Regions from separate parts of the Homo sapiens genome. Here regions 2, 3, 4, 5 and 6 are each linked to region 1. The links are chromatin loops, found by intact Hi-C in ENCODE. Cell type or tissue: mammary epithelial cell. All regions are shown on one strand. Region 1 holds the start of DSG2-AS1 (DSG2 antisense RNA 1). Region 2 has its middle 13 kb from the start of TRAPPC8. Region 3 holds the start of DSG1-AS1 (DSG1 antisense RNA 1). Region 4 overlaps RNF125 (ring finger protein 125). Region 5 has its middle 19 kb from the start of SLC25A52. Region 6 has its middle 73 kb from the start of DSC3.

Region 1 (5,000 bases):
TGGCCACCTAATTTCTTAAAATTTTTGTAAAGACGAGGTCTCACTATGTTGCCCAGGCTGGTCTAGAACTCCTGGGCTCAAGCAATCCTGCTGCCTTGGCCTCCCAAAGTGATGGGATTACAGGCATGAACCACCAAGCCCGGCTGCAGATTGTTTACATGCTCGGATTGCATAACAGTTACATCTAGGCTTTTTAGTGTACCCATCACCGGAACAGTGAACGTTGTACCCAAGAGGTAATTTTTCAATCCTTACTTTCTCCTCCCTTCTCACCTTTTGGAGTCCCCAGTGTCTATTATTCCACTCTGTATGCCCACGTGTACCCACTGTTTAGCTTCCACTTATAAGTGAGAACATACGGTTTTTTTTTTTTTTTTTTTTTTGAGACAGAGTTTCACTCTTGTTGCCCAGGCTGGAGTGCAATGGTGAGATCTCGGCTCACCGCAACCTCCGCCTCCCAGGTTCAAGCGATTCTCCTGCCTCAGCCTCCCGAGTAGCTGGGATTACAGGCATGCACCACCACACCCGGCTAATTTTATATTTTTAGTAGAGATGGGGCTTCTCCATGTTGGTAAGGCTGGTCTCAAATGACTTTCTGTTTTTGAGTTATTTCACTTAGGTTAATGGCCTCCAATTCCATCCATGTTGCTGCAGAAGACATGATTTCATTCTTTTTTATGGCTGAGTATTATCCCGTGGTATATATGTACCACAGTTTTTTAATCCAGTTGATGGATTAAATTGGACACTTAAGTTGATGGACACTTAGGTTGATTCCATATTCAAGTACTTTATTTTTAAACGTAAGGAATTCTTTAAGTAAATGACTCCATGTTATTTTGATTGACTAATTTTGTAAGTGTTTTTATGTAAACAAACTCACAAGTTAGGAAAAAAATCTTTCATCAAATGCTGTCTTCTAATTTTGTTTAGGGAAATGTTTTTCTCATAACCATACCTTGCCTGTCTGTTGCCTCTGTGACCTATTGACATAATATTTAAAATTTACTTTACAGCAAGAAAAGGGCACTGAAAATGCACGGAAAAGTCAATGAAAGTCAGAAGAAAAAAAGGTTAATATTTAAGGTTGACTTTGGTTGGAGTTAACTTCAACTTTCCCCCACCCTCTTCCTGCAGAATCTCCTCCTTCCAGCTGAGGATTCTTTCTAAAACCTGGTTATAAGGTGTCTTGCTCACAATTGTCTGTGGCTCTTTACTGCATAAAGAGTCTGGTCCCACAGCCTTAGCTGCTGTTCCAAGTCCTCCACAGGGTGGCCTGTACCTGCCTCTTCACCCACACCTTCTGCTGTGCTCACCGCCTCTAATCCCTTACCCGCTAGCCACCCTCACCTGTGTGAGGTAAGCTTCTGATCTAGGTGGTCCTTCCTCCTGTTTACTTACTCTCTGGATTAGTTCATTTTTGCATTACTATAAAGAAATACCTGAGGCTGGTTATTTATTTATTTATTTATTGAGACGGAGTCTCACTCTGTCGCCCAGGCTGGAGTGCAGTGGCGCGCTTGGCTCACTGCAACCGCTGCCTCCCAGGTTCAAGCGATTCTCCTGCCTCAGCCTCCTGAGTAGCTGGGATTACAGACGCCCGCCACCACGCCCGGCTAATTTTTGTATTTTTAGTAGAGACGGGTTTCGCCATGTTGGTCAGGCTGGTCTTGAACTCCTGACCTCAGGTGATCTGACTGCCTCAGCCTCCCAAAGTGCTGGCATTACAGGTGTGAGCCACTACACCTGGCCTGAGGCTGGTAGTTTATAAAGAAAAGAGGTTTAACTGGCTCACGGTTCTGCAGGTGAACCAGAGGTGTGGTGCTGGCATCTGCTTCTGGTGAGGGCCTCAGGAAGCTTCCAATTATTGGCGGAAGGCGAAGTGGGTGTATCACATGGTGAGACCAGGATCAAGAGAGAGGGGAGAGAGGGGCTACGCTTTTAAAAAACAACCAGATCTCGCGTGAACGACCTGAGCGAGAACTGGCTCATCACCAAGGGGATGGCACGAATCCGTTCCTGCGGGATCGGTTCCCATCATCCAATACCTCCCACCAGACTCCACTTCCATCATTGGAGGTCACATTTCAACTAAGATTTGGAGGGGACCGTATCCTAACTATATTAACTTCCAATTTTCATCGAAAGCCCACCTGTCTAAGAAGAGCTCCTAGACATTCCCTTTCCCCTTCAACTTGGAGGAATTGGGAATGACAAAGAGAAATTAATCAAAAGAAGAATTAATCTCTCCAATCAGCCTTGGCATTTTCTTTCTATCTTTGATATGTTGTTTTTTACAGTGTCTTGGTTTTCAGAATAAGCTGTTTGTAACTACTTCCTCCACTATATTGTGAGCCTCTGGAGGGCAAGGTCTGGGCCTTACTCATCTTTGAGTAATTTTAAAGCCACTAAATAGGGCTCTGCACATAGTGAGAATTCAACATATGCTTAGTTGAATCTAATATTTCAGAAAAAGTCAACATCTATTCTTTAAGATAGCCCACAGCAGGCTGAGTGTGTTATTCGTAAATCCATTGGCCAGCGTCATTTCCTCCAAAGTGCAGCATTTTTGATAGAACCAAAGGCTCATGACTGACCTTCAGAAAGACATTTTGTATTTCACCATCAAAGAGTGGTATGGGTTTTATTAGACTTCCGTAATCCAGGTCTCGTTTCTCAGGCAACTCTGAAGCGTATCACACTTTATCTGAGAGGGTCACAATTAGTGAAGGAAGGAATTGGCCTTTGCAAGTTTGTGTTGCTCACGAACTTATTAAATTGCTTGATTTTTTTTTTTCTTCCTAGCTTTGATAGATTGACTTTGCCTCTTTTACTGCGTGCATAGTGCCATCTTGTGGCCATAAAGCATATAACACTCATAGTTATGCCACAGTGCTTCTGTTCCATCTTATTTCTGTAGTCCAGAGGATCTCTTAAGTGTAGAAACACATGGATTATTACTAGGTGAGCATACATATAGTTTACTGCTAAGCCAATTCAACCTGGTACATCTAGTTGGGGTATATCTAGAAGCATTTAAGATGCTTGTATTTTGTGCGTTTTCCAACTTCTTTCATTGAAGTATCCCAATCCAGTGTTTTTCTTTGAAAAAGAACCCATGTAAACTAGGGAAACAATAGATGTGGTCCTTGGAGAGGCTGGAATGAGAAACTCAAGATTACTTTAGAAGGGTCCAACTCAAGAGGGGTTGCAAAACCAAACTTCCTGCTAGAAGAAGCTGAAAGCTGTAGACGAGGGGCAGGGGAACATATAGGGTACGTCTTAATGTATAGCCTCGGGTAAAAAGAAAGAAGAATAAAACAGATCTTTAATACAGTGAGTAAAATCTCCAACAATCCAAGTAACCAGAATATAGGAACTGAAAGAGATTTTGAACCATTGCAAATAGATCGTGTCCTGCACTGAAACCTCTGTAGTTTTCCTCAGAATCCCTCAAACCCATTGAGAATCCATCAATTCAGACTTAACAATGAGAACTAACTTGGGCTTGGGATGCAGCAGATTAAATGTTGTCAGTTAAATGAATCATGTGCAGGTTTAGAAAACCAGTCTGAAAATTTTGTTTGGATTTTTGCAATTGTCCTGCTTAAATGTACCAAAAACCCTTACCCTCTGAGACAGGTAAATTCCTCCCACCACAGTTCACCATTCTTCCTATGACTGGCCCTCTGTTCATTCAGTCACCAGCTATTTCTTTTGTTGGTTGATACTGGAGTAAGTATGAGGTGACAAACATCAAAAAGGCCCATTCCTGCCTTCATTTATCTCAATACCCACTGACAGTACACAGGGGAACAATGCGGGATGCAAATCAATTCTTCAACAGCTTTATGACCCTAACTTCAGAGATCCTATCTATAGGAACAATGGAAATGCAAATGGTCAGTACCTGGTGCTACCTGACTTTTAGCAACAACGAAGTGGGCCAAAGTGCAGCCTGATTAATGTTTAATTACAAATATATTTCTGTTCAGAACTCAGCATGCAATCCTCGTCAACACTGGGGGACCGTTTCAAGTCTGGTAATAATTGAGAAGGAAGCAACCACTACTAATAGGCCTAAAGGAACAAGGAGAGAGCGTGGGTCCAGGAACTCAGAGAGGGAGTTGCTCTATAGAGAGATGCATGACAGAGGGAGGTAGAGGGAGAGATGCCCTGATCTCATTTTTCTCTTTCTCACCAATCTCTAGCCAAGGCCATCACTGGCCAAGCCCATCTAAAAGCCAGAGGCAGCAAGCAGTGCCCGTTGAAACATCCATAAAAGGTAAGCTCCTGGGTCTCAGAGCAGGGTGAAGAAGAGCAGAGAGTGAGTATGAAGAGGCAAATGGAAAATACCCGGCCCAGGGTGTATCTGGATTTTTAACAGAGACACACATTCCTCATCACATGGTTTTTCAATCTGGATAGGTGGGTTTTTGTAATCTGTGGAGCAATGTGAGTCCATTCCCATCCACTGATGGACTTGATACTGTATGTTTCATATCATGCCAATAATGCATTATAGCAAGTGGGGCAGGGGTATGATGGAAGGTGTGAGGGACAGAGACAATGCTGAAAGCTTCTTGATTAGCACGAGGGTAGAAAGAAAGTCAGAGATTGAATGGCATAGCAAGATCCACAAAGTGCAAGCTCAAGGTTCACATATATCATTTGTGAAATAGTAGAATATCTGAAGGTTGACTGTGATAAATTAAAGACGCATATTGTAATTTCCAGAACCATTGTAATCACCCAATGGGTTCTTCCTGCCACTGCACAGACAAAACCAATTCACTGAGACCATGACATTACAATAAAGAAAGAGTTTAATTGAAATGGGCTGGCCATACCACGTGGGAGATTGTTATCAAATCAATCTCCCTGAAAATTCGGAGGTGAGGGTTTTTCAAGGATAGTTTGGCCAGCAGGGGGATAGGGGAATGGATGCTGCTGATTGGTTGGGGATGCAATCATAGGGGTGTGGAAAACGGTCCTAGTGC
Region 2 (5,000 bases), 400 kb before region 1:
TTTTAAATATTCAGGAAATAAATAACATCAATCATATATAAACTCTTTCAAAAAAAGAGGAGAAAAGAACAACTCCTCATTTTTAGAGATGGGGTCTCCGTCTGTTGCCCAGACTGGTCTCAAACTCCTAAGCTCAAGTGATCCTCCTGTCTTGACCTCCCAAAGTGCTGGGATTACAAGAGTGAGCCACTGAGCTCAACCCCAATTTGTTTTTTGTTCTTTCTTTCTTTTTTGTTTTGTTTTTTTTAGATGGAGTTTTGCTCTTGTTGCCCAGGCTGGAGTGCAATGGCGCAATCTAGGCTCACCGCAACCTCTGCCTCCCGGGTTCAAGCGATTCTCCTGACTCAGCCTCCCAAGTAGCTGGGATTACAGGTGCCTGCCACCACGACCGGCTAATTTTTTTGTATTTTTAATAGAAATGGGGTTTCACCATGTTGGCCAGGCTGGTCTTGAACTCCTGACCTCAGGTGATCCACCTGCCTCGGCCTTCCAAAGTGCTGGGATTACAGGCATGAGCCACCGCACCCAGCTGTTTTTTCTTTTCTTGAAACAGAATCTCATTATCTTGCCCAAGGTAGGGTGCAGTAGTGTGAACACAGCTCACTGGAGCCTTGACCTCCTGGGCTCAAGCCATCATCCTGCCTCAACCTCCTGAGAAGCTGGGACCACAGACGTGCACCACCAGGCCTGGCTAATTTTTTAAATTTTTTTGTAGAGACTAGGTCTTGCCATGTTGCCCAGGCTGGTCTAAAACTCCTGGGCTCAAGCAGGAGTCTAAAACTCCTGGGCTCACCTCGGTCTTCCAAAGGGCTAGGATTACACACGTGAGCCACTGCACCTGGCTACTCAATTTGTTTTATGTGGCCATAATAACCACAAACTAGACAAATATATTACAAAATTAAATAAATAAAATAATATGCCAATATCCCTCATAAATTATATAATATGCTAATATCCCTCATACTCAAAAATTATTTACAAAATATTAGTAAATTTAATCCAACAACATATTAAAGGATTATATATATAAATATATATATACACATATATATACACACACACATATATATATGAAACCACCCCCACAGGATTGACAAGAATTGCATGTAGGGTTCTGGACTGATATGTAGTCATAACTAAGTATTAATCAGGCTGTACTTTGGCCCACTTCCTTGTTGCTAAAAGTCAGGTAGCACCAGGTACTGACCATTTGCATTCCCATTATTCCTATAGATAGGATTTCTGAAGTTAGGGTTGTAAGACTGTTTAAGAATTGATTTGCTTTAACATGAGGAAGGAAATTCAAAGAAAAAAAGAAATAAATAAAAGAATTGATTTGCATCCCCTTTGTTCCTATAGGCACGTTCTCTGACATTGGAATCATAAGACTTTTGTTTAAGAATCACTTGTAGGCTGGGCACAGTGGCTCATGCCTGTAATTCCAGCACTTTGAGAAGCTGAGGCAAGCGGATCACGAGGTCAGGAGATTGAGACCACCCTGACCAACATGGTGAAACCCCATCTCTACTAAATACGAACATTTAGCAAGGTGTGGTGGCACATGCCTGTGTAATCCCAGCTACTTGGGAGGCTGAGGCAGGAGAATCACTTGAACCCAGGAGGCAGAAGTTGTAGTGAACCGAGATTGTGCCACTATACTTCAGTCTGGGCAACAAGAGTGAAACTCCATCTCAAAAACAACAACAAGTCACTTGCTAGGCGCAGCGGCTCACGCCTGTTATCCCAGCACTTTGGGAGGCCGAGGCGGGTGGATCACCTGAGGTCAGGAGTTCGAGACCAGCCTGACCAACATGACGAAACCCCCCTCTCTACTAAAAATACAAAATTAGCCGGGCATGGTGGCAGGTGCCTGTAATCCCGACTAATTGGGAGGCTGAGGTTTCAGTGAGCCTAGATGGCGCCATTGCACTACAGCCTGGGCAACAAGAGCAAAACTCCATCTAAAAAAAGAATCACTTAACACCTTAAGCAATGGCTCACTCCCATAAGCCCAGCACTTTGGGAGGCCCAGGCGGGGCAGATCACCTGAGGTCAGGAGTTCAAGACCAGCCTAGCCAAAATGGTGAAATCCTGGTCTCTACTAAAAATACAAAAATTAGCCAGGCGTGGTGGCACATGCCTGTAATCACAGCTACTCGGCAGGCTGAGGCACCAGAATCCCTTGAATCCAGGAGGTGAAGGTTGCAGTGAGCCAAGATTGTGCCACTGAACTCCAGCCTGAGTGACAGAGTGAAACTCCGTCTACAAAATAAATAAATAACTTCAGATGTTTTTCACACCCTGACTTCCAGCAAGTAGTTTGAAGACCCCCACAGAGAAATGTGATCAGCATAAGAATACATCTTCATTTCTTTGTCCCTTGACTTCATCCTGCATTCTTTTTTCTATTGATTAGTTTTTATTTTTGTGGGTACATAAGTGTATACATTTATGGGGTACATGAAATGTTTTGATACTGACATGCAATGTGAAATAAGCACATCATGAAGAATGGGGTATCCATTCCCTCAAACAAACCAATTATACTATTTTATTTATTTATTTGGAGACAAAGTCTCGCTCTGTCACCTAGGCTGCAATGAAGTGGCACCATCTCGGCTCACTGCAACCTCAGCCCCCCGGGTTCAAGCGCATTCTCCTGCCTCAGGCTCCCAAGTAGCTGGGATTACAGGCACTTGCCACCACATCTGGCTAATTTTTTATATTTCTGGTAGAGACAGGGTTTCACCATGTTGGGCAGGCTGGTCTCGAACTCCTGACCTCAGGTGATCCACCCATGTAAGCCTCCCAAAGTGCTAGGATTATAGGCATGAGCCACCGTGCCCAGGCTACACTCTTTAGTTTAAAATGTACAGTTATTGGCCGGCGCGGTGGCTCATGCCTGTAATCCCAGCACTTGGGGAGGCAGAGGCTGGCGGATCACCCTAGGTCAGGAGTTCGAGACCAGCCTGCCCAACATGGAGAAACCCCCATCTGTAATAAAAATACAAAAAGCTGGGCTGGGCACAGTGGCTCACACCTGTAATCCCAGCACTTTGGGAGGCTGAGGTGGATGGATCACTTGAGGTCGGGAGTTCAAGACCAGCCTGACCAACATGGAGAAACTCCGCCTCTACTAAAAATACAAAATTAGCTGGGTGTGGTGGTGGATGCCTGTAATCCCAGCTACTCGGGAGGCTAAGACAGGAGAATCGCTTGAACCCGGGAGGTGGAGGTTGCAGTGAGCCAAAATTGCACTATTGAACTCCAGCCTGGACAACAAGAGCGAAACTCTGTCTCAAAAAAAAAAAAAAAAAAAAAAAATAGCGGGAATAATATCTGGTTGGTGTTGATCTAGGAAGAAGATAATTTTTTTTTTGAAGAAAAGAATGACAGACTCAGAGCTTCACATGTAAATGAATACAAGAAATCTAGTCCCAACTTTCTAAGCTTAAAGATAAAGAATGCTAGACTCAGGCCAGGAGCAGTGGCTCACACCTGTAATCCTAGCACTTTGGGTGGCTGAGGCAGGCAGATTGCCTGAGCTCAGGAGGTTGAGACCAGCCTGGCCAACATGGTGAAACCTGTCTCTACTAAAAATACAAAAATTAGCCGGCGGGGCATGTGGGGCATGTGCCTATAATCCCAGCTACTGGGGAGGCTGAGGCAGGAGAATCGCTTGAACCCAGGAGGTGAAGGTTGCAGTGAGCCGAGATCACGCCATTGTACTCCAGCCTGGGTGACAAGAGCAAAACTCCATCTCAAAAAAAAAAAAAGTATATTAAACTATATACTGGTGTAGCATACAGTTGATAGGATTCTTCCATTTGAGGAGAGAAATAAACAGTTTTTTCACTCACGTCCGTGTGAAGAGACCACCAAACAGGCTTTGTGTGAGCAATAAAGCTGTTTATTTCACCTGGGTGCAGGTGGGCTGAGTCCGAAAAGAGAGTCAGCAAAGGGTGGTGGATTATCATTGGTTCTTACAGGTTTTGGGATAGGCGGTGAAGTTAAGAGCAATGCTTTGCGGGCAGGGGTGGATCTCACAACGTACATTCTCAAGGGCGGGGAGAATTACAAAGAACCCTCTTAAGGGTGGGGGAGATTAGAAAGTACTTTCTTAAGGGTGGGGGAGATTAGAAAATACATTGATCAGTTAGGGTGGGGCAGAAACAAATCACAATGGTGGAATGTCATCAGTTAAGGCTATTTTTACTTCTTTTGTAGATCTTCAGTTACTTGAAGCCATCTGGATGCATTCGTGCAAGTCACAGGGGATGCGATGGCTTGGCTTGGGCTCAGAGGCCTGACAAGTTTCATCTTCAGTACTGGGAAAAGACGTCCTTAATTGCTTGTGCTTTTGTTATTAATTTGTCCAGCAAGCTTCCTCTCTTTTAGTGACAGACCCTGTCCTCTTGGCCTTGAAGGCTGGCACATGACCAAACCTGGGTAATCATAGGTTCTCACTTTTACTGGACGTGATAAATTGTCCAAAGGGCATGTGATGCAAGCAGGGCCCAATGCCAGATGATTCAGAGACACAGACAAGTAATGTGATATCCTAGACCCCAGGGAAATACCTCTTGCTGGGTACCTCATTCCTGATAAAGTGTGGTGGAGATCACTATTATCCCACATTCATTCTACTCCTCTTCCTTTAGCAACAGAATCCTTGCGCCTATGTTTTCCAGCCTATTTTTGAGATAGGTGTGTCCATGAGACTCAATGGGGCCAGTGGGATTGACTGAAGTTATTGAATGGCATTTCTATGATTTGACTTTTTAAATTTAAATTTTTTTTTTTTTTTTTTTTTTTTTTGGAGACGGAGTCTCACTCTGTCGCCCAGGCTGGAGTACAGTAGCACAATCTCGGCTCACTGCAACCTCCACCTCCCGGGTTCAAGCAATTCTCCTGCCTCAGCCTCCCAAGTAGCTGGGACTACCGGCACCCGCCACCAAGCCTGGCTAATTTTTTTGTATTTTTTAGTAGAGATGGGG
Region 3 (5,000 bases), 130 kb after region 1:
CTGAGCACAGTCTGACCTAGAGACATAGAGATAGATGAGATAATGGTATAATTTTGGATCAGGGTGTGCCAACAGGCATAGAAAGAAAGGAACTAATTCGATTCATGCTGTGAAGGATTATACATGACTGATTGGTTATGCAAAATTGACAAATATTTAATGAATGCCCATTACGGTGATTGTATTTTCTAAAACTCAATTTAATGTAACAAGAATGTATACATAAGAGGACAACAGGTAGATGATTTTAAGTTAAGCCTGAGAGGGGTGGTGATAATAATTATGAACCTGCCCTGAAAATTCAGGAGGTATGGTTGCTATTAATCACGCACCCAACCCTTAGAGTCACCAATTGTTTCAAATTTCAGGACTCACGAGAAAGCATTTCCTTATTTTGACCAGATTTTCTTGTTGGCAAATTGATGGATGTTTTCTCTTTCAAGTAGTCACTGCTAATCTGTCTGCCTGTCATGGAGCTTAGTGGTTTCAACTTCAGATTTCATTTCTCAGCCTTTTTTCTTGTTAAGCTACATGCTTTTCTGTCTTAGCTAAGGATGCTTGACAAGTACTTTGCCAAAACATGCAGTGAAATGAACACACCCTCATCTTCAGAGAAAGAACACTCCTTTTTATTCCACGGAAACCATAATTCCCAAGCCAGTGAGATTATCTGTGGTCTTTTCTCTTTATCCCCTCCTTTTGCCCTTTAGGGGAGAGAAGAGTGTGGAGGGAGGAATCGGGGAAGCCCAGTGCCGTACTGATGCTCTGGACTTTGTTTTTGGAGGTAGCCTGTGATGCAGGGCAGAAAAGAGCTGATGCCTTGGAGAGAGACTGGGAGAGGCTGGAGTTAATAGAGGGTAGGTGTACTGTTCTGTCTTATTCTGCTAGCGAATTGCTCACTTTTTCAGATTCTCTGGCTTGCTTTCTCCTTGTAGAGAGCCTCTCGAGCCTTTTGAGCCTCCCCTCAGAAAATCTGAAAATTGAGGAAGGAAGACACTAACTTCCTAAATTAAAATAGATCAGTTACCTAGTTGACACCAAGTTACCTATGTGATAAATAATTTTTCTTTACTTTTTTTTTCTTTAGATAATTGTTTTTTTTTACTGATACATTTTATGAAATTGGGGTGCGTGAAAAAGTGGTAAGGTTCTAGTTAACTTTTTTTTTAGCGCTTGCTCTGTGGCTTGGTCCTCAAGTACTACTAGATTTCAGTAGTTGGTGGAGGCATTCTGAGTCTTTGGTAAAGGATTCTAATCATGCTGTGAAGATTATGCTGCTGTATGAATAGATAACAGCCATCAGAAAAAGTTAGTGACTCTTATTAGCTTGCGACATTTGTTTGGGGGAGTTTGCATCCAGCTTGTAACTGTTATGAAAGTGATTACTATATAAACGGAATGTTCCCTCACATGTCCAGGTCTTCCATCCTGTCCAAGGGATAAAACAAGACATTTTATCTGAGTTAAAATGTCAGTTGTCACAGTACCTTCTTTCTTGCCAACATCACAGTGCAGGTGAGGCAGAGCATATACATTCCCTAAATTAAGGGAGGCAAAGAGAGGGGTGGAAATAGAAACTATGGAAATAGAAAATAACAAGGAGCAGGCTAGTACATGAAATCCACAAATTGTGAAAGATTAGTCATAGTGTAATGTATTCTGGACAGTGTAAAAATCTTCAGTTGTTTGAAATTAGGAATGAAGATAAGTAATAAGTGCCATCTCAGGATAAGATCCACCATTATCATGTCAGATCATGTCCTCTTTGCTGGGAATATATATATTTTTCTTTTTTTCTTGTTCTCATTTGCACTGAAGGACTAAGCTGGGAATATTTTTTTCCTCTAAAACGTGTATTTAAATCTAAGGATACTTATTGATAGCTGTCTTCCGAGTTCTATCAATCAGCCCACAGGTAATACCTGGGAGATTCTGTTGTGGCATTGTGGTTCAGGCCTTCTCATGCCTATTTTCTTGGAGGAGAGAGTTCTTCAGTGTTCAAATTGTTAGATGTAATATGGTTCTTTCTTAGAAAATTATGTCCTATAACTTTGGTTCTAGGACTATACTATATATAGATAGGGGCTGGACACATTGTAGATAGCAAAGCCTATATTGTCTTCAGTCCAAAAACCAAGTAAGTTTTATGGCCATCAAAAACAACTGGCACAACCTAACCCCTGATAGCAGAGGTTATCTATTTAAATATGCCTTTATAATGCTGGCATCCTTATAAACAAATGTAAGTTTCATAATGATATCTATTGGACTCACAGACTCAGAACTGGGAGGAAAACTAGAACTCCAGAGATATAAAAAAATTTATAGCTATGATTATTGTACTTTGGTGTATAAGGTGTCTTCACTAACATCAAGGACTGTCTTGTTAACAGTGTGTTGTAATATACAGATTTTAAAACATGTGCATAGTCATTGACCCCAAAACTTCAATTCTAATGGAAATAATGTAAAGTGCATGTTAAGCTCTATGCACAAAGATATTAATCACACAATCACTTATAATATTAAAGGAGTAGAGGAAACCTCAGTGTCATTTCATGGGATGAAATATCTCTTTAATTATTTTATGAAGAATATTAAGCGTAAAATGCAGGTACAGGCTTTTATATAGGATAATCTCAACTAAAAAAATAATGTATGCAATGAATATGGGTATTAGAGAAAGACTAAATTTCAGTCACAGATTTGGGTTTCTAGGCCTTACCTATCAGTTGAAGGGTAGAGCTGTGTTAGCATTAGTCGAGGAGAATTATCATGGTGTTAGTTGTTGTCTCTGGGTAATGGGAAATTATTTTCATTTTCTTTTATATTTTTACATTTTCTAAATTTTCTACAATGAGCACATGTTAATTTTATACTGGGAAAATAATCATCCTGCACTAAGAGCAAAAAAAAAAAAAAAACCTTGACATCTTAACACTGAGTTTTTCTTTTCATTTTATTTCTATTCCTTATAAATGTAGAAGGCATATTTTTCTTGAGGTGGAGGACTATGTCTGAGTCAGCTCCTTCAGCACATAGTCCTACAGAGAGACCCTTAGAGTTTGCAGGGCATTTCCTGGGCTCCGTGCTTTTAGGTTACAGCGCCACCTTTGGGATATAGCCGGCATCACTCGTTACCACCATTTGCTGATGATGTGAAATGCACAATTATACTACGATTTTGTGATGTGGGCAGCTAATTATTCAGTTATCCCAAGGGTTAAGATGTGTAGATGGAACGCATGTTATTTCTTCACTGCCTTGGTTCATTGAAACAACTCCTTGCTGGTCTTCTCATCAACTGCTTCATTCTCCTCCTATGCATGCCAAGGCAAACTTCACGAGCGATTTCAAATTCACTGTTCTCCTTTAGGCATATTCAATGGTTCTCTTTCAGATTTAACTTTCAGATTAAAATGGAAATTCCTTAACATGTCATTGATTTCCAGGTTTCTGACTCCTTCCTGTCTTGTGATGATCTGCCTTTATTCTTCAGCGTTACCAGCTGCTTCCAGCTGTCAGAGGAGCCAGTCTTTCTCCATCTTCCCTGTTTCTCTCCTTGTCTCCAATTCCATCCTATTGGCCTGGAATGCTCTTCTCATTTCTTCATCTGGCTGTTTCCTGTGGTTCCTTCCAGGCTTGGCTCAAAGTTCATTTCTTATGGGAAGCCTTTCCCAGCTCATTAATGCTAGGCCCCTCTTCTCTTCTCCCTTAACACTCATTCATACCCCCTTGTATAACTGTATCTCATACTGTATTTCAACCCTTTACTTCTTCCTGAATCTGACTGAGGTCCTTGATGGTAAGGACCCTAATTCACGTTTCTATACCTAGCCCTTAGCTCATATGCAAATAATGAAAATGCTCAAAAAACATTTAATGAATAAATGAATGAGCACTGGAATTGGTTCACGGTGATTTCCTTATAGTTTTTCTTTTCAATTTTCTTCAACTATAAAAGAAAGATCATAAGATGCATTAAATAAGAAAAATTTTGAGAAACAATTAGCCTAGTGCTAGACACATACTAGTAAATACTTGTTTTTTACTCTTTTTTTTTTTTTTAATAATTCCTATCTAGTTTCATGTTCTCTACATATGGTGGCTCATGCCACACTGATATCAAAGTCATCACCCAGTCAGTGCCTCCTTGTTAAATACATAATGTGTATTTAACAAGACTTCCTAGTCAATCAATATTTATTCTGATCACATGCATGCATGGTGACTTTTGTGCCAACACCTCACCATCACTCACCACACAAACTTGCTGCCTCCCTATCAAACACACATTCAGCCTCTCTCTTACTTTTAACTCGGTAATCTTATCAGTCTCAGAAAACCTTAGCTCTGTGAATTTCTAACGAAAGTATGGTCCTTTTTTGTTTCCCTCTCTCTTTTTTTTTCATTTTTTTAAAAGTTGTATTTTAGAATCAGGGAGTACATGTGCAGGTTTGTTACAAAGGTATATTACGTGATGCTGAGGTTTAGGATATGACTGTCACCCAGGTAGTGAGCACAGTACCAGATAGGTAGTTTTTCAGTCCTTGTCCCACACCCACCTCCACTCTAGTAAGCCCTATGTCTATTTTTCCCATCTTTATGTCCATGGGAACCCAATGTTTAGCTCCCACTTATAACTGAGAACATGCGGTACTTGGATTTCTGTTTTTGCATTAGTTCCCTTAGGGTAATCACTCCAGCTGCATCCACCTTGCTGCAAAGGACATGATTTTCTTCCTTTTTATGGCTGCATAGTATTCCATGGTGTATATGTACCACATTCCCTTTATCCAGTCCATCACTGATGGGCACATGGGTTGATTCCATGTTTTTGCTATTGTGAATAGTGCTATGATGAATATATGGGTGCATGTGTCCTTTTGGTAGAGCAATTTATTTTCCTTTGGGTATATACTCAGTAATGGGATTGCTGGGTGGAATGGTAGTTCAATTCTTAGTTTTTTGACAAATCTCCTAACTACTCTCCACAGTAG
Region 4 (5,000 bases), 520 kb before region 1:
GATGGATGGAGTAGAATTGTAAAAATGGAGGTGGTGAGAAATGGGCAGGTTGGCATACATATCAATGACTTCCTGATGAATCCATGATAATTTCAGAGATTCTGTACATCTGGAGAGGGCCCAGGAAAGTGTAATTATAACAAGTATCCCAAGTGGTTCTGATGGCGGCACACAAGGAGTACACTGAGAAAATACTGTTGTAAGGGACAGAGAACATATTTGGCATTTTTGTTAATAAATAAGAAAGAACAATTCAAAAAAAGAAATCACTATCTTATGTCTGAGAAACTGACAGTTCTTTCATTTTGTAAAATAATCCCAAACTTTAAGTAAAATTAATGAAAATATTACCATGGCAGGGCCAGGCGTGGTGGCTCACGCCTGTAATCCCAGCACTTTGGGAGGCCAAGGCAGGCGGATCATCTGAGGTCAGGAGTTCGAGACCAGCCTGACCAATATGGTGAAACTCCGTCTCTACTAAAAATACAAAAATTAGCTGGGCATGGTGGTGCATGCCTGTAGTCCCAGCTACTCAGGAGACTGAGACAGGAGAATTGCTTGAACCTGGGAGGTGGAGGTTGCAGTGAGCTGAGATCGTGCCACTGCACTCCAGCCTGGGTAACAGAGCAAGACTCCATCTCTAAAAAAAAAGAAAAGAAAAAGAAAATACTACCATGGCAAAAATGAACATGACTTCATGTTTTAGAAAGCTAGTCTCATTTTGACTTTTCACCCCTCCTTTCCACACATATTTTTAATGTCTTTACCCTGTGTACTTCCTGTCTTGTCAACTCTGCCTGGCTTGTACCTTCATGGTTGGTATTACTATTATGCCTCAGTATCCAGTTGTCTTCTACATGAGAAGACTGGATTTCCTCAGTGCCTTGACATTACATATGGCCATGTGACTTGCATTGGCAAATAATGAACAGAAATTACCTGTGTAGCCAACTCAGCAGCCTGTTGCGAGGGGTGATATAGGAACACACAGTGATATACAAATGCCATGAGATGAAAGTACCCTGGAATTCTGAAGCTGGAGAACAGCTTCCCTGGAGAAGAGCCAGGAACCACAGTAGACTTTGGGTGAGCACTGGGATTTGGGACTTGTAATTGTACCATAATCCAGTTCACCTAGATCAATACTACTCCCTGTGATTCTCCTTCGTTGGGCTTCTTACATGGCTATTTTGGTGGCAATGATTAGCCTTAAGATCCATGCATTGTCTTTGCTGAAATCTTTAGGATTAAAATACCACACGATTTTCTAGTAATAATACAAAAACATAACTATTAGCTTCAAGGATCTCAGACATGAGTGTCCCTCTGTAATATTTTGTCTTATTTCAATAAAGATAATCTAAATGATGAAGGTAAATCTTCTCAACTGATCTGGGTTCCCTCAATCATCTAGAACGTCACTCAGCAAACAGGCATCAGAGGTTTCGTCAGTAACACTTGTGTTCTGTCCTGTATGTGTTCTTGCAAAAAATCAAAAAATTAATATGCTCATGACATATGGGTACGCATGACAGCTACAGCCATTCAAAACTTAGTATGGATTTAGCAGGGGGAAGAATCTATCTACATCTTACCTTTTAAATTTCAGTGAAGCCTCTTGCTAGCAGAACAAATAATAAATCCATAGTGCTCAGTATTATGTTGACCAAATCAGAGTTTCTAAGCCTAGGCACTATTGCCATTTTGCGCAGGATAATTCTTTGTTGCAAGGGGCTGTCTTGTGCACTGTAGAATGCTGAACAGCATCCCTGACCTGTATCTAGATCTCAGGCCACTAGCACACCCAAGCCCTGTTAGGACAACCCAAAATGTATCTAGACATTGCCAATGTCTGCTGGGAGACAAAATTACCCCCAGTTGAGAAGTACTGGCCTAAATGAATGTACACCTTTGTGATAGATGTTGCTCAATGATGAAAATTTAAAAAGCATTATTAAATTTGAGTAAAATAGTAATCAAGATTAATGTTTAAGAATAGACACAGTAGATATTTTAATAAAAACAATGGTCCTGCCATTTTTTATTTATCATAGCAATACATACTTACAGAAGAAAAAGAATCACACATTTTAAATTCTGATCATTACACTATTTTTTTGTAGTTGAATAATAAAAGAATGAATCTCTTAGTGACTTTTTAAAATACCTTCAATGTTGGAAAAATGCAAATTATGATATGATAAACATTCAATAACTGGAGTAAGTTCACTTCCAAATGAAAGACACTTGGCACCCAGTAACAGTAATGAAATTAAACATCACTGAAGACAGTAAGGAGGTCTGCCTGGAGGTCTCTAAGGAGGTCTGCCTGGAACCATATCTTTAGTGTAGATTCACAATCAATCCAATCTTTCAACCTACATTTTAATAATTTAGCTTTAGAAGAATAACATGTGAATCAGTTTTTCTCTAATAAGGCCCTGAAAAAGTTGTATCCTGAAGCACTATAAAGAGAGTGAAACTTTTTTGTTGGTAATCAACAGCTTCAAATATTGGTTTTTATCAACGAATTATAAATACCTTTTTATAAAAGGCCAAAGGCACAGTAAAACAATGAGTATTTGTACTTTACCATTTTAGAGCTCAAAATAATTCAGAACACAAAATAATTCAGGCGACCAGCACCTAATCTGTCCTGTAGGTGGCAAAATTATCATAAAAGGAATCCAGGCACAGGAGTCAGAATTGCTGCACTGAGGTTAATAGTGACAGATGACTTAAAGCTTTATCCGACATACAATTTTTAACTTTTTCAAGTTTTATAGATTCAAAGTGCCTTTTGTATCGCTCTGAATTAACAAAAGTTTGTCTGCATGGTCAACACCAATGCTTAAAAATATGTTTTCATTTCTCAGGCTCTGGACTTTCAGTCTGATGATCATTTCTTTTTATGATTATTCCTGAAAAATTCCTCTCCTTTTTCTCGTTTCCCAACAGATTTTGCTTTATTTTTATTTATATTTAATTATTTATGTTTTTGGAGACAGGGTCTTGCTCTGTTGCCCAGGCTGGAGGGCAGTAGCATGATCATAGCTCACTGCAGTGTTGACCTCCTAGGCTCAAGTGATCCTCCAACCTCAGCCTCCTTAGTAGCTGAAACTAAAGGTGTGCATCATGCCCAGCTTTTTGTTTGTTTGTTTGTTTGTTTTTGTTTTTGTTTAAATAGAAAGAGTCTCACTATATTGCCCAGGTTGGTCTTGAACTCCTGGGCTCATGAGACCCTCCACCTCAGCCTCCCAAAGTGCTGGGATTATAGGTGTGAGCCACTGTAACCAGCCAGATTTTGCTTTATTGTATGATCCATCTAAATTGAAGAAAGAGAGGTTGTGGAACTAAAAATCAGTTGTTACTTTTTAGCAGCTGTGAAAAGCAAACTTAAAATCAATATCTAAAAGGGAGGATATGAGGCTCACTAGATTTCATTCAGCTTTACATTTTCCCAATTATTTGTACTGGATAAAAGAACTGTAGCAAGACCTTTAAGGAGTTACAATAACTTATAGAAAATTTTGGGTACCATGGTTATGACTATGCTTATATGTAAGGAACAAAGAAGTTTATAAATGATTACAATTAAAAAGCTAACTCTAGTCAAGTAACGTTTTATCCTCAGGAGTTGATATTACTTATTTTCATGGCTTCTTTGCATCCTTACAAGATGGAGATACTAATCTATGCCCTGGATTCATAATTAAAGAGTCAGATATGAGAAACAGTCAGAGCCATCAAATAAAAACTGGGGGCAATTGCCTGGCGCGGTGGCACACACCTGTAATCCCAGTACTTTAGGAGGCCAACACAGGTGGATCACTTGAGGTCAGGAGTTCAAAACCAGCCTGGCCAACATGGCAAAACCCATCTCTACTAAAAATACAACAATTAGCCGGGTGTGGTGGTGCCCACTTGTAATCCCAGCTACTCGAGAGGCTGAGGCAGGAGAATCACTTGAACCCGGGAGGCGGAGGTTGCAGTGAGCCAAGATCACACCACTGCACTCCAGCCTGGGCAACAGAGCAAGATTCCTCCTCAAAACAAAACAAAACAAAACTGGGGGCAAGTGTTAAATATATAGTTGAAGAACTAAGAATAAATGGGGGATAAAAGGAAGAAAGTACAGTATGCTATACCAGTATGTTCTGAAAATGTTGACATAGTATAACTATTTTAAAAATTGGGATGTCGGGCGCAGTGGCTCACACCTGTAATCCCAGCACTTTGGGAGGCCGAGGCAGGCGGATCACCTGAGGTCGAGAGTTTGAGGCCAGCCTGACCAATGTGGAGAAATCCTGACTCTACTAAAAATACAAAATTAGCAGGGCGTGGTGGCGCATGCCTATAATCCCAGCTACTCGGGAAGCTGAGGCAGGAGAATTGCTTGAATCCAGGAGGCAGAGGTTGCAGTGAGCCGAGATCGTGCCATTGCACTCCAGCCTGGGCAACAAGAGCGCGAGACTCCATCTCAAAAAAAAAAAAAAATTGGGAAAGAATGAGAAAAGCAAATGAAAACTTTTTAATTGTTTCAATTGCCATATTATTTGTGGTTGTATTTCTATTGTTATTCTGAGACAGCTGTAAGTGTAAGATAAATAAAAGAAATGAGTAATTGTGGGATGTTCTAATTCTATCGTGCCCTGTGTTCTTGAAAACCAGGACTTTCAGTACAGAAGGAGAGGTACAGTTGTAACAGAAAGGTTAGATAAAAACCCTGTAGGCCGGGCACAGTGGCTCACGCCTATAATCCCAGCACTTTGGAAGGCTGAGGTGGGCGGATCACAAGGTAAGGAGTTTGAGACCAGCCTGGCTATTATGGTGAAACCCTGTCTCTACTAAAAATACAAAAATTAGCTGGGCATGGTGGCTCATGCCTGTAATCCCAGCATTTTGGGAGGCCAAGGCTGGTGGATCACTTGAGTTCAGGAGTTCAAGACCAGCCTGACCATTATGGTGAAACCCCTCTACTAAAAATACAAAAATTAGCC
Region 5 (5,000 bases), 190 kb before region 1:
TGCAAGACCAAGGACCCTGGGTGTTTCTCCAGACAATGGAGCCATGTCATGTTGGTGCATTGGCTGGGAATCCAAGGTACAACATTCATTGGAGCGGTGAGTAGAGGAGCAAACTCAAAATCGATCCCATCATTCCGAGGCTCTTGGCCTCTATTTTTAAATCAGATCAATTAATGGGCATCTGTCAGCTGTCTAGATATCCTTATTGTGGCTGACATTCTTATAAGACTTAAAGAATGTCAGACTTGCTGGGGAGGACATGGAGAACCCCCCAATACCCATAGGTTATTGGGAATGTTGGCCATCCTTCAAACCAGTTTTTATTCATAGGGAAACTTTGCCATTGTGCGAGGCCAGGAAAGGTTCTGAAATAACTGAGAGTTTCTGGCTGGGGCACACCCTGGTGTTATTCAAAGGCTTCTGGACTGGACCCAGCCTCTGACAGCCTGCTCTGGGTGTTGGTAAAAGATCCCCAGCTATCCTATTGCAAAACTTTTCTTCTTTTTCTTTTCCTTTTTTTTGAGACAGAGTTTCACTCTTATTGCCCAGGCTGGAGTACAATGGCGAGATCTCGGCTCACTGCAACCTCCGCCTCCCAGGTTCAAGTGATTCTCCTGACTCAGCCTCCCGAGTAGCTGGGACTACAGGGGCCGGCCACCATGCCTGGCTAATTTTTGCAGTTTTAGTAGAGACAGGGTTTCTCCATGTTGGCCAGGCTAGTCTTGTACTCCTGACCTCAGGTGTTCCACCCGCCTCGGCCTCCCAAAGTGCTGGGATTACAGGCGTGAGCCACCACGCCAGGCCAAAACTTTCCTTCTTTTTCTATCAGCGGTCGTTATATCTCTTATTCTCTCTGTGTGTCAAATGTGTGGTAATTTTTACAGCCTAGGGAAGAAGTAATCCGTTAGGCAAAATCAGGAAATGCTATAATAACCATGGATATAGCTCAGGGAAATGCTGTTGTAATCTAGGAACAGAGGTCTCCCCTTCCCCCACAGTGAGGTCACTCACTAATATTCCTCATGGTATTTCTTTTTTTCGCTAATATTCCTCGCTAATATTTGTTTTTTGCTAATATTCCTCATGGTATTTCTTTTTTTCTTTCTCTCTCTCTTCTTTTTTTTTTTTGGAGATAGGGTTTCGCTCTTGTTGCCCAGGCTGGAGTGCAATGGCGCAATCTCGGCTCACCACAACCTCCGCCTCCCAGGTTCAAGCAATTCTCCTGCCTCAGCCTCCCAAGTAGCTGGGATTACAGGCAGGTGCCACCATGCCTGGCTAATTTTGTATTTTTAGTAGAGACAAGGTTTCTCCACGTTGGCCAGGCTGGTCTTGAACTCCCGACCTCAGGTGATCCACCCACCTCGGTCTCCCAAAGTGCTGGGATTACAGGTGTGAGCCACCGTGTCTGGCCCAGCACATGGTATTTCTAAGCCAACAGTGTTACATAGTGGAAATAGAGATCCTCTTTATAAGACACATTGCTGGTCCTCTGTGGTACACTGCAGCTTCCCAATTTTTCCTTTTTGCACCTTTCTACTGGAAACCAGGCTTCATGCTGCTCCTGTGAATGAGAAAATTCTGCCTTCAACAATTAGGAGTAATATGTCCTCCGCAGCCAAATTGTGGTCCCAGTACTGTCCCATCAGCAGGGAAATCCCCATTAGGTCCCCATGGCCCCTTAAGGCAACTACTCTGTCTCTGATTAAGACAGTACTTAATTAGTAAAGGGATTTTAAGTCCAGAAGTTAACTGGAACCATTTTTCTCAGGGTAAATGCTTTAGCACAGGCCATAATAGCAGGCAATCTACCACATTCCCTCCATTAGAGGGGCCTTGCCTTTCCCAAGATGCATTTTTTTTAGGGAGGCACGCAGGTCACACAAGTCTAGAAAGTCAAAGGGAAATCGTAAGCAGAGGACTAGAGCTACCAGGGTGAGCATGACTAGCCCCCAAAGCTTAGTTTCTCTGGTGCCATGGCTTGGAGGGTCATGCCTACAACCATGGGCAGCACATTTAAAAGGGTGCCGGGACCCAGGAACCAGGGAGGGAAAATAGTTGAGGGGATGCTCCCACTGTCTTCTTCTCCACCCTGGGTCACTTACAGAAAGGAAGGAGACTACAGGGATGCCTTCTCTCACTTCTTTTTCTAGATGGGTAACAGATTATCTTCATCTTGCACCCCTCTGGAGTGCACTCTGAAACACTGGAACTTCTTTAACCTCAGAACTTTGAAGAGAAAAGTGGCTTTTTTTTTTTTTTTTGCACAAGAGAATGACATTTTTACTAAACCTTTACAAGTGTTGTAAGATCAACCCAGCTCTTTTAGCAGTCATATTGGGCAGGCCCAAAGAGATTAATTCCCCCAAATTAGAGAAGCAACTTCCAGGGGAATCATCTGAGGATCCCCCTTATTTGGGGCCCCTTCAAGTTCCCTTCTTATTACAGGACCTTAGGCAAATAAAGGGAGACTTAGGCTGATTTTCTAAAGACCCTGATAGGTATATAGAAACTTTCCAAAATTTAACTCAGGTATTTGACCTCACATGGAGGGGTGTTATGTTGCTCCTAAGTCAGACCCTCACTGCAGCTGAAAATAACTGGTTGTTTAAAGGAAGGGTGTTTAGAACAGGTCAGAAAGTTTGAGTATGTTGTAAGAGGGTCTGTGAAATTCAGTCATGAAAGAGTTTAGTAATTAAAGGAAAGGAATTATCAAGATTAACACTAAAGTTATCGTAGCCACCCAATAACGTATTTCTCCCAATCATATTGCAAGTTACAAAATGGTCTAAGCCTAAAATTGTTCTCTACTGGCAAGTCAAGGGGGAAATGTATGCTTTTCTCAAGGAAAATGTTACTTTTATATTAATGTTTCTGGTAATGTACAGCGCCATCTAGTGGAGGCAAGCCAGTATTACAACCCATTGGTGTAACAGGTATCAAACTCTACTGTCATAGTTAGGGTCTATAAGACTTCCACTAACAGTGGTCATCTTGTTTTTGTTTTTGTTTTGAGACAGATTCTTGTCCTGTCACCCAGGTTGGAGTGCAGTTGCATGATCTCAGCTCACTGCCTCTGCCTCCTGGGATCAAGCAATTCTCCTGAGTAGCTGGGACTTCAGGTGCATACCACCATGCCCGGCTAATTTTTTTTTTTTTTTTTTTTTTTGTATTTTTGGTAGAGACAGGGTTTCTCCATGTTGGCCAGGGTGGTCTCGAACTCCTGACCTCAGGTGATCTGCCCGCCTTGGCCTCCCAAAGTGCCGGGATTACAGGTGTGAGCCACTGCATCCAGCCAACAGTGGTAATCTTAATATTCATGTTCTAACTCTACATTTTAAACCTTCTTATAAAATGCATCTCTTTTCATCTAGAAGCAATCAAACTCCAAATGGTGTTGCAGACAGAACCTCACATGGACACGCCATTCTTCTGAGAACCCTTACATCAACCTCAGGAGGAGGCCCAACTGCTGTCCCTCACAGGATGCCCCTTTTTCAGCAGGAAGTAGCCAGAAAGAATTGTCATCCAACACCCCCTAACAGCAGTTAGATTTACTTCCCCAGATGGTGGAAATAGTATGGGAGTTATTTAGAAATAATTTTTAGGCAGCCAGAAAGGGTGAAAGTTCTCAGTGGAATTTTCCTTTAATGAAAAGCAACCCCAAAAGCATTTTTTTTCTAACAGAAAGCGACTTAAAAAACCAGACTAGCAAACACTGATATGCAAATGCTGGCGGCTAGAAGCCAGGTACATTCAACATGGTGTCTCCTGCCCTCTTTATCTTGTCACCATGTGTGCCAGGTGTCATGGCAACCTCCAGATAAAGCCACGTGTGCAGGACATCATGGCAAACCGCATTTGCATATGAAAGGCTAGGGTGGCAGGGCCAGTTTTTTCACGGGCTACCTGAATGACACACCTGGTCAAACCAATCCCCTGGGCCCTATGCAAATCAGACACTGCCTCCTCCAGCCTCCCAATATAACTGACTGCTTTCCGCTGCACGTGGGGTTTTTCCGTTCGGAGCCCCCCTCCCTCTGTACAGGGGAGCAGTTTTCTTCTTTCTTGCCTATTAAACTTTCCACTTCTTGAAACCACTCCATGTGTGTCCATGTCACTAATTTTCTTGGTGAGAGACAAAGGACCCTGGATGTTTCTCCAGACAACGGAGCCGTATCACATTCAGATAGTTGGGGGTGGGAGAGGGGTCTTAGAAATTTAATTTTGGTTTACAGAACTTTAAACAAATATTTCTGTCCAGACTCTACCATCTACCATTTAAATCCGATCTTTGGGGGAGAATCAGGCACAGTATTTCCTAAAAGTTTGCCAAGTTATTTTAATGTGTAACCAAGATTGAGAACCCTTGCTCCAAAACATTACATGGTTGCAGTGATTCAGACTTTATGTTCTCAGAGACTAGACGAATGGCAAGGAGAAGCGTTCCAAAAAAAAGTCATCTGGCTAATGATAATCTAGGGTGAAATATCTGGCATTTATTACTATTTTTTTTTAGGAAGAATATAAAACAGAAAAAAAAGGTTTTACATATAATTCAAAATATCAGGATAGAGACATCTAGTGTTGAATTTAGATGCTTACTCAGAATTTCAGTAATCTGTTCTTCCCCCCTTGGCCAGTATTATTTAAGGTTAAATGCAGAGATATAATTTCCAGTAGTCTTTTAATTTGGACTCTTCAAGACTATGAAGTGGGTGATTTGGTGATTGTGTAGGGGTTGGGGTGGGCCTGTGCCAACATAAATATACTTCTTCGGGCCTTCTAATAAATTTGGAAAAAAAATGACATAGAGCCCTATGAGGCTTGTTATAAATAAATTTTCGGTGCTGCCAAAGAAATAGCACTCTCACATAAAGTTAATTTTCTCAGCAAGGCAATTTTTACTTCTATAGAAGGGCATGACTGGCGGATGGAGCAATGGCAAGAGCACACCTGAACAAGGGAGGAGAAGGGGTTTTTATTCCTGACACAGGTAGCTC
Region 6 (5,000 bases), 590 kb after region 1:
CTTTATCCCCCAAACACTTAGTACTATCTTACGTGCCCTTGTGGTCTTTTGGTTTGGAATCTTGAGACACAAAGGAGGAAGGCAGTAAAGTGCATTCTCCCACATTTACTGAGTTCTTCGTGGGGCAGCAACACCGTATTGGGTGGTGGTGGGTGATTTATGCAGTGACCAGCAGGGAATAGACTTGGAGAAGCAGCTGCTGGTGCAGAAGTGGGTAGACATGTGAAAGCTTCTCTTCCCTAGTATGTTAAAGGAGGGTGGTATCTGAATGAATAGAGATGATTCTCATACTCCAATGAAGTATTTCTGCATATAATTATGTGTTTACCATTTATTTTTTCCCATAGATGCCCCATGAAGCAGAAGTTAAATGAAACTTGTTTATCATTTATTTCTACTTACTAGCATACAGGACACCAAATAGCTTTTAAAAAAGTATTTTTTAAATTAATGAAACAGTAACTATATTTAGGGCTTAAAGTAGGAATATTTTATCACTTTTGGAACTGACCACCAGCTTAGTTCTAGTTAGTCGCAATTAGCTGATATTACAACTATTATTTCTTGTAAAAGGCAGTATGACTATCATCAAATTGAAATGATTAGAACATTTATAAATTAAATTGCATGTAAACAGCCAAGTGGGAATGTATATGGGTAGGCAGTTCAAAGGCAGTCTAACATTAGACCTCTTAGAAGCAGTGGTTAATTATTATTTACCCTTAAGATGTATGCAGTAAATTTTGAAAAGATGGATAAAGGAAATGAAAATCAAATAGATTTCCTAAAGAAAGTGGTCCTAACAAATTGAACTGTTATCTTAATGAAATTATAATAAGTTAGTTTGAGTTCAGAGATTACTCTAAAATTATCTTTCTGGATGTAATCACTGCAGTGTGGCACTTTTGAGGCAAATGTCCACTCCGTTTTCAGATCCAAAATGTGATTTAAGAAATGGCCACTAGATGGCAATATATATTGATAAATTCAATCATTTTCATGGTTAGGTCAAAGTTATATGGTGTACAATCTTCACAAAAATTGTTTAAAAATAAATGGAATGATTCACATCAGTTAAAATATATGAGAAACTTTAAAAATAGAGTTAAAAATTCTTTCAGGAATTTTGGATTTTTTGGGGGTTTTTTGGTTAACAAATATTCTGAGTGGACAACAAAGTAGATTGAAAGTTCAGTATTTGTGATGTCAACATGTCTGTTGTGAGATATTATGGATCCTGAAAAATAATAGTAACATTTTGGTTTATATCCTCTAAATTAGCATATATTAATAGCAGGGTTTAAAAGGCTGATACTAATGTCTATATCCCTTCTCTTCAAAAGGAAGAATGTGTAGAACGTCCCAAATGGAACTCTTTATAAAACATTTCCATACGGAACATTTTTTAGGTCAAGTACTGTTCTAAGTGAGGATTTTTAAGCATGACAGATAATAACATTTGAAGTATTTGTAGCCACATGAAGAAACAGGAAATACGCATAAAGTTAAAAAAGTATATGGAATATGGATATTTCAAATCCAAAGTAATTTTTGAGAAGATTGTAATTTTTAAACTTTGAAAAGTACCTAAAATTAATTGGATAGTTCATCCAGCTTTGAAATAAATTATATCCTGTTCTGCAGTGAATAATGGGGAAATAAAAAATCCTATATTAATGAGCCGAAATAACTTGATATAATCAGAATGGATTTTTGCACATTTTAATTTTATCATTATAAATGAAGGAAATGGGAGCAGAGACGAGAAACTGGGTATTCCTAAAAAAAGAAGCTGTAAGGCTGTCATGGATAGATCTTTTACATCTTCTCTAAAGCTATAATATTTCTCACTACAAATCGTGTTCAGATTGATAAAACTGTGAGGCTACAGGATACTACAGCATGAAAGACAGATTCTGTCATGCCCGTCTTACTGGATTAAAATTGAGAAATTTCTTGGTGAGGTGTCATTGCAACCACACACACGGGGAGAACTAAATATCACACACACTTTCCCCATGAATGAATTTGCCACCATTTCCATGTGTTAGGCAGGAAAGGATTGAAGTCTGATTAATAACCGCTGGTGGATGTTTTTGAATTAAGCAATCAATTTTGATTTATCGTCCTATGCTGCCATCCTGTGGTTACCTGAGAAATGAATAAAGTGGAGAAATCCAATGTTTAAAAAAATGGTTTGAGCCATCTGCTTCTGTGGCATAATAGAAAAAAGAGACTCAAGCAGATATGTGCCTTCTGTCTCTAGAAAGAATGACATTCACGGGCATTCTTTCATTTATTTTTCTCTATCTTCCACCCCTCAGAGATAGGCTGAGTTTGAAATAGTTGCTGCATAATGTATGAAGGAGAAAAATCCTGAGAGGACTTAACAGTTCTGAGAAATAATTGTCTCTTATTCTTACATATTTCCATGGCGGGAGGGAGGAAGGACATTTATTTTCACCTTAATTTTCATTTGATCAGGAGAACTCATTCCTTTCTGAACAGTTTGTCTAAACTAAGCTTTGAAAAATATCCATCATATCCACATAGTAATGAAAAAGCGAATGCTGATCAGCGCAGGGCTGGGCTGATTTATTTTGGAATGCCACTACTGCAGGGTTTATCTTTTTTTATCTTAATGAAACATGCTGCTATTATGCAAGTGTTCTTGCTATTACCTGCAGAATAATCTACCCTGTAATGGAATGAAAGTCTCTTTTAGGCAATGCAATGTAGAAATACTTTCACTTATTCACAGCAGATAATGAATTAGCTTCTAAAAGAAGGATAGCTTCTCATCACCTATTTATAATTTAAAACAAATGACTCGCTCTTTCACAGTTGCATTTAATGAAAAAGTAATTTTAAAACACTATGTTAACAATTAACTTAAATAATATTAATATTGGTCATTGTATTAATTGTGAAACCAATTAAAGTCATTAGTATATACCAGGAAGTTTTCTGTTGATAGTTCTATTTTACATAGCTATGATGAGGTTTAGCGTGTAGCTCAAACTCATAAAGGAAATAAGTTGAAAGAAAGGATTCTGAACTATTGATTCAGTTTTATGTTTAATTACTCATTCATACAGCCCTGGATATTACATTTCAGAAAACGTTAATTATTATAATTTTCATATGAAATACTTATTCCTGGCACTTTTATGTTAAAGTATTAACAAACCATGGCTTTGTCTGATTGAAAGGAAAGCTGAGATACAAACCCGCTAAAGTTTATTTTCCCTCATTTATAACTTCTAGTTACCTACTAAATGAGGACATTATTTGTTAAATACTACTGTGTTGAAAATCTAGCTGGGAAGAATATTGCCACTAAATAAGCCTTCTATCTTTGGAATACAGGTTGAATTTAGTAAACATCATATTAAAATGCAGTCATCTTATCAATTATAAGTACATAGTTACCATCATGACTTCAGGTTATATTTAATTTCCCTCTAGGAGGAAAAAGTTATATACATAACAGATGAAAAAGGTAAACAACCACTTACTAAGTAAATAACATAAAGCAATTCTCCATCAAAGCCTCAGTAATTACTTTGTGGAACAGGCTGCCCTTAATAAAATAATTAATTAATTTTTCCAAATGAATTATGCAAGCCAATATTTTTTCTTCATTAATGTTTTGTTGAAGTAATTAAGTTTTATTAATGAATAACAAAGAAGGAATTGGGTCTTTATTCTAACTGCTAGATATTAATGTGCTTAACTTGAACTAAATGTGTTTCCAGTATGTAATCAAATTTGAATCAATCAAGTCAATTTACCAGTCAAATGTCCTTTTGGAGCTCCAGCTGCTTCCTGTGAAGGCTCTTCACAGAGAACATGCAGAAAGTGACCCAGAAGACTCTGTGGTTCTGCCAAGTATCACATCAATTCTTAATTACAATCCGCTTGATTTTCTAAAGGACGCTACTGGTGCCTCACACAGAACTCTATTATCTGATTCTAATTATGATGAATTTGGATAAAAGCTTAAAATTCATCAGTGTAAAATAAATGACTATTAGCTGAGATGTCGGTTTCCTCTCCAAAGAAGTAAGAGGACAGAAAAAGTCATGCTGGTCTTAGCTCTACAAGAGTATGAATGCAGGCAGGTATTACCATTCAATTTCCATGAGATGTATGGCCTACAATTCTTAAAAGGGTATCTGAGGCCGGGTGCAGTGGCTGATGCTTGTAATTCCAGCATTTTGGGAGGCCAAGGCAGGCAGATCACCGATGTCAGGAGTTTGAGACTAGCCTGGCCAACATGGTGAAACCCCGTCTCTACCAAAAATAAAAAAAATAGCCAGGCATGGTGGTGCGCACTTGTAGTTCCAGCTACTCTGCTTGGGAGGCTGAGGCAGGAGAATTGCTTGAACCTGGGAGGCAGAGGTTGCAGTGAGCCGAGATCGTGCCACTGCACTCCAGCCTGGGCGACAGATTGAGACTCTGTATCAAAAAAAAAAAAAAAAAAAAAAAAAAGGGTATCTGAAAAAGAGTGACAAAACTCATTTTGTTTACATATCATTGCTGTCTACCTGGAAACAAAACGTATTGGTTACTGAATACTTTACACATGACATCATGATACAGTCTTACTCCTGAGACAAAGCCTGAGCTCACCCTTATATAATCTGTGGAGTATCTGAATAGGAACACATTCTCCAGATACCTGTATTTGTTAGTGGGTATGTGTTGCTTAAGTACCGGTATTTACTGATAACTGAAGTTGTTTTACTTGGTAGTTTTCAAAGCAAATCAATAGATTTAATGCAATTCCTATCCAAATTCCAGTTCTCACATATGCATGCATCTGTGTTTGTGTGTGTGTGTGTGTGTGTGTGTGTGTGTAGACATAGACAAACTTATATTAATACTAAGATTTTTACGGAAAGGCACAGGCACTAAAACAGCTAAAAATATCTTACAGCTTTTCTGTCTTGTGATTTACCTAGTGGACAGACTTCATTGCTACTACTCCTATGAAG

The links. Hi-C counts contacts between places; a loop is a spot of excess contacts. Peaks named below come from ENCODE experiments on the same cell type or tissue, not always from the same donor. Only the 100,000 strongest peaks of a DNase experiment are listed, where the experiment ranks them.
Region 2: it touches region 1 in a loop (7-fold over the local background); 16 of 110 quality-filtered maps call a loop at or near these places.
Region 3: it touches region 1 in a loop (6-fold over the local background); 10 of 110 quality-filtered maps call a loop at or near these places.
Region 4: a loop joins it to region 1, with 8 times the contacts of the local background. A loop is called at or near these places in 2 of 110 quality-filtered maps.
Region 5: a loop joins it to region 1, with 8 times the contacts of the local background. A loop is called at or near these places in 5 of 110 quality-filtered maps.
Region 6: it touches region 1 in a loop (8-fold over the local background); 13 of 110 quality-filtered maps call a loop at or near these places.

The regions. Positions count from the first base shown.
Region 1 is chr18:31,553,927-31,558,926 of GRCh38, reverse strand. DSG2-AS1 (DSG2 antisense RNA 1) reads left to right here and starts at 2,016. Exons shown (of 6, transcript NR_045216.1): 1 at 2,016-2,964; 2 at 4,212-4,285. In mammary epithelial cell, CTCF peaks have their summits at 2,861 (motif pointing left) and 4,921 (motif pointing right); no DNase peak of the experiment used is centred here.
Region 2 is chr18:31,954,062-31,959,061 of GRCh38, reverse strand. No RefSeq gene overlaps it. Among named protein-coding and RNA genes, the nearest start is that of TRAPPC8, 13 kb to the right of the region's middle. RefSeq lists a silencer at 1,871-1,930. In mammary epithelial cell, a CTCF peak has its summit at 1,918; no DNase peak of the experiment used is centred here.
Region 3 is chr18:31,422,690-31,427,689 of GRCh38, reverse strand. DSG1-AS1 (DSG1 antisense RNA 1) reads left to right here and starts at 702. Exons shown (of 4, transcript NR_110788.1): 1 at 702-857. In mammary epithelial cell, a CTCF peak has its summit at 3,106; no DNase peak of the experiment used is centred here; H3K27ac peaks cover 891 bases.
Region 4 is chr18:32,070,202-32,075,201 of GRCh38, reverse strand. It overlaps RNF125 (ring finger protein 125), which reads right to left. Exons shown (of 6, transcript NM_017831.4): 6 at 1,983-5,000. Among named protein-coding and RNA genes, the nearest start is that of RNF138, 19 kb to the left of the region's middle. In mammary epithelial cell, a CTCF peak has its summit at 2,665 (motif pointing right); no DNase peak of the experiment used is centred here.
Region 5 is chr18:31,739,236-31,744,235 of GRCh38, reverse strand. No RefSeq gene overlaps it. Among named protein-coding and RNA genes, the nearest start is that of SLC25A52, 19 kb to the left of the region's middle. RefSeq lists an enhancer at 4,779-5,000. In mammary epithelial cell, a CTCF peak has its summit at 2,902 (motif pointing left); no DNase peak of the experiment used is centred here.
Region 6 is chr18:30,967,523-30,972,522 of GRCh38, reverse strand. No RefSeq gene overlaps it. Among named protein-coding and RNA genes, the nearest start is that of DSC3, 73 kb to the left of the region's middle. In mammary epithelial cell, CTCF peaks have their summits at 951 (motif pointing right) and 2,136 (motif pointing left); a DNase peak (open chromatin) is centred at 2,062.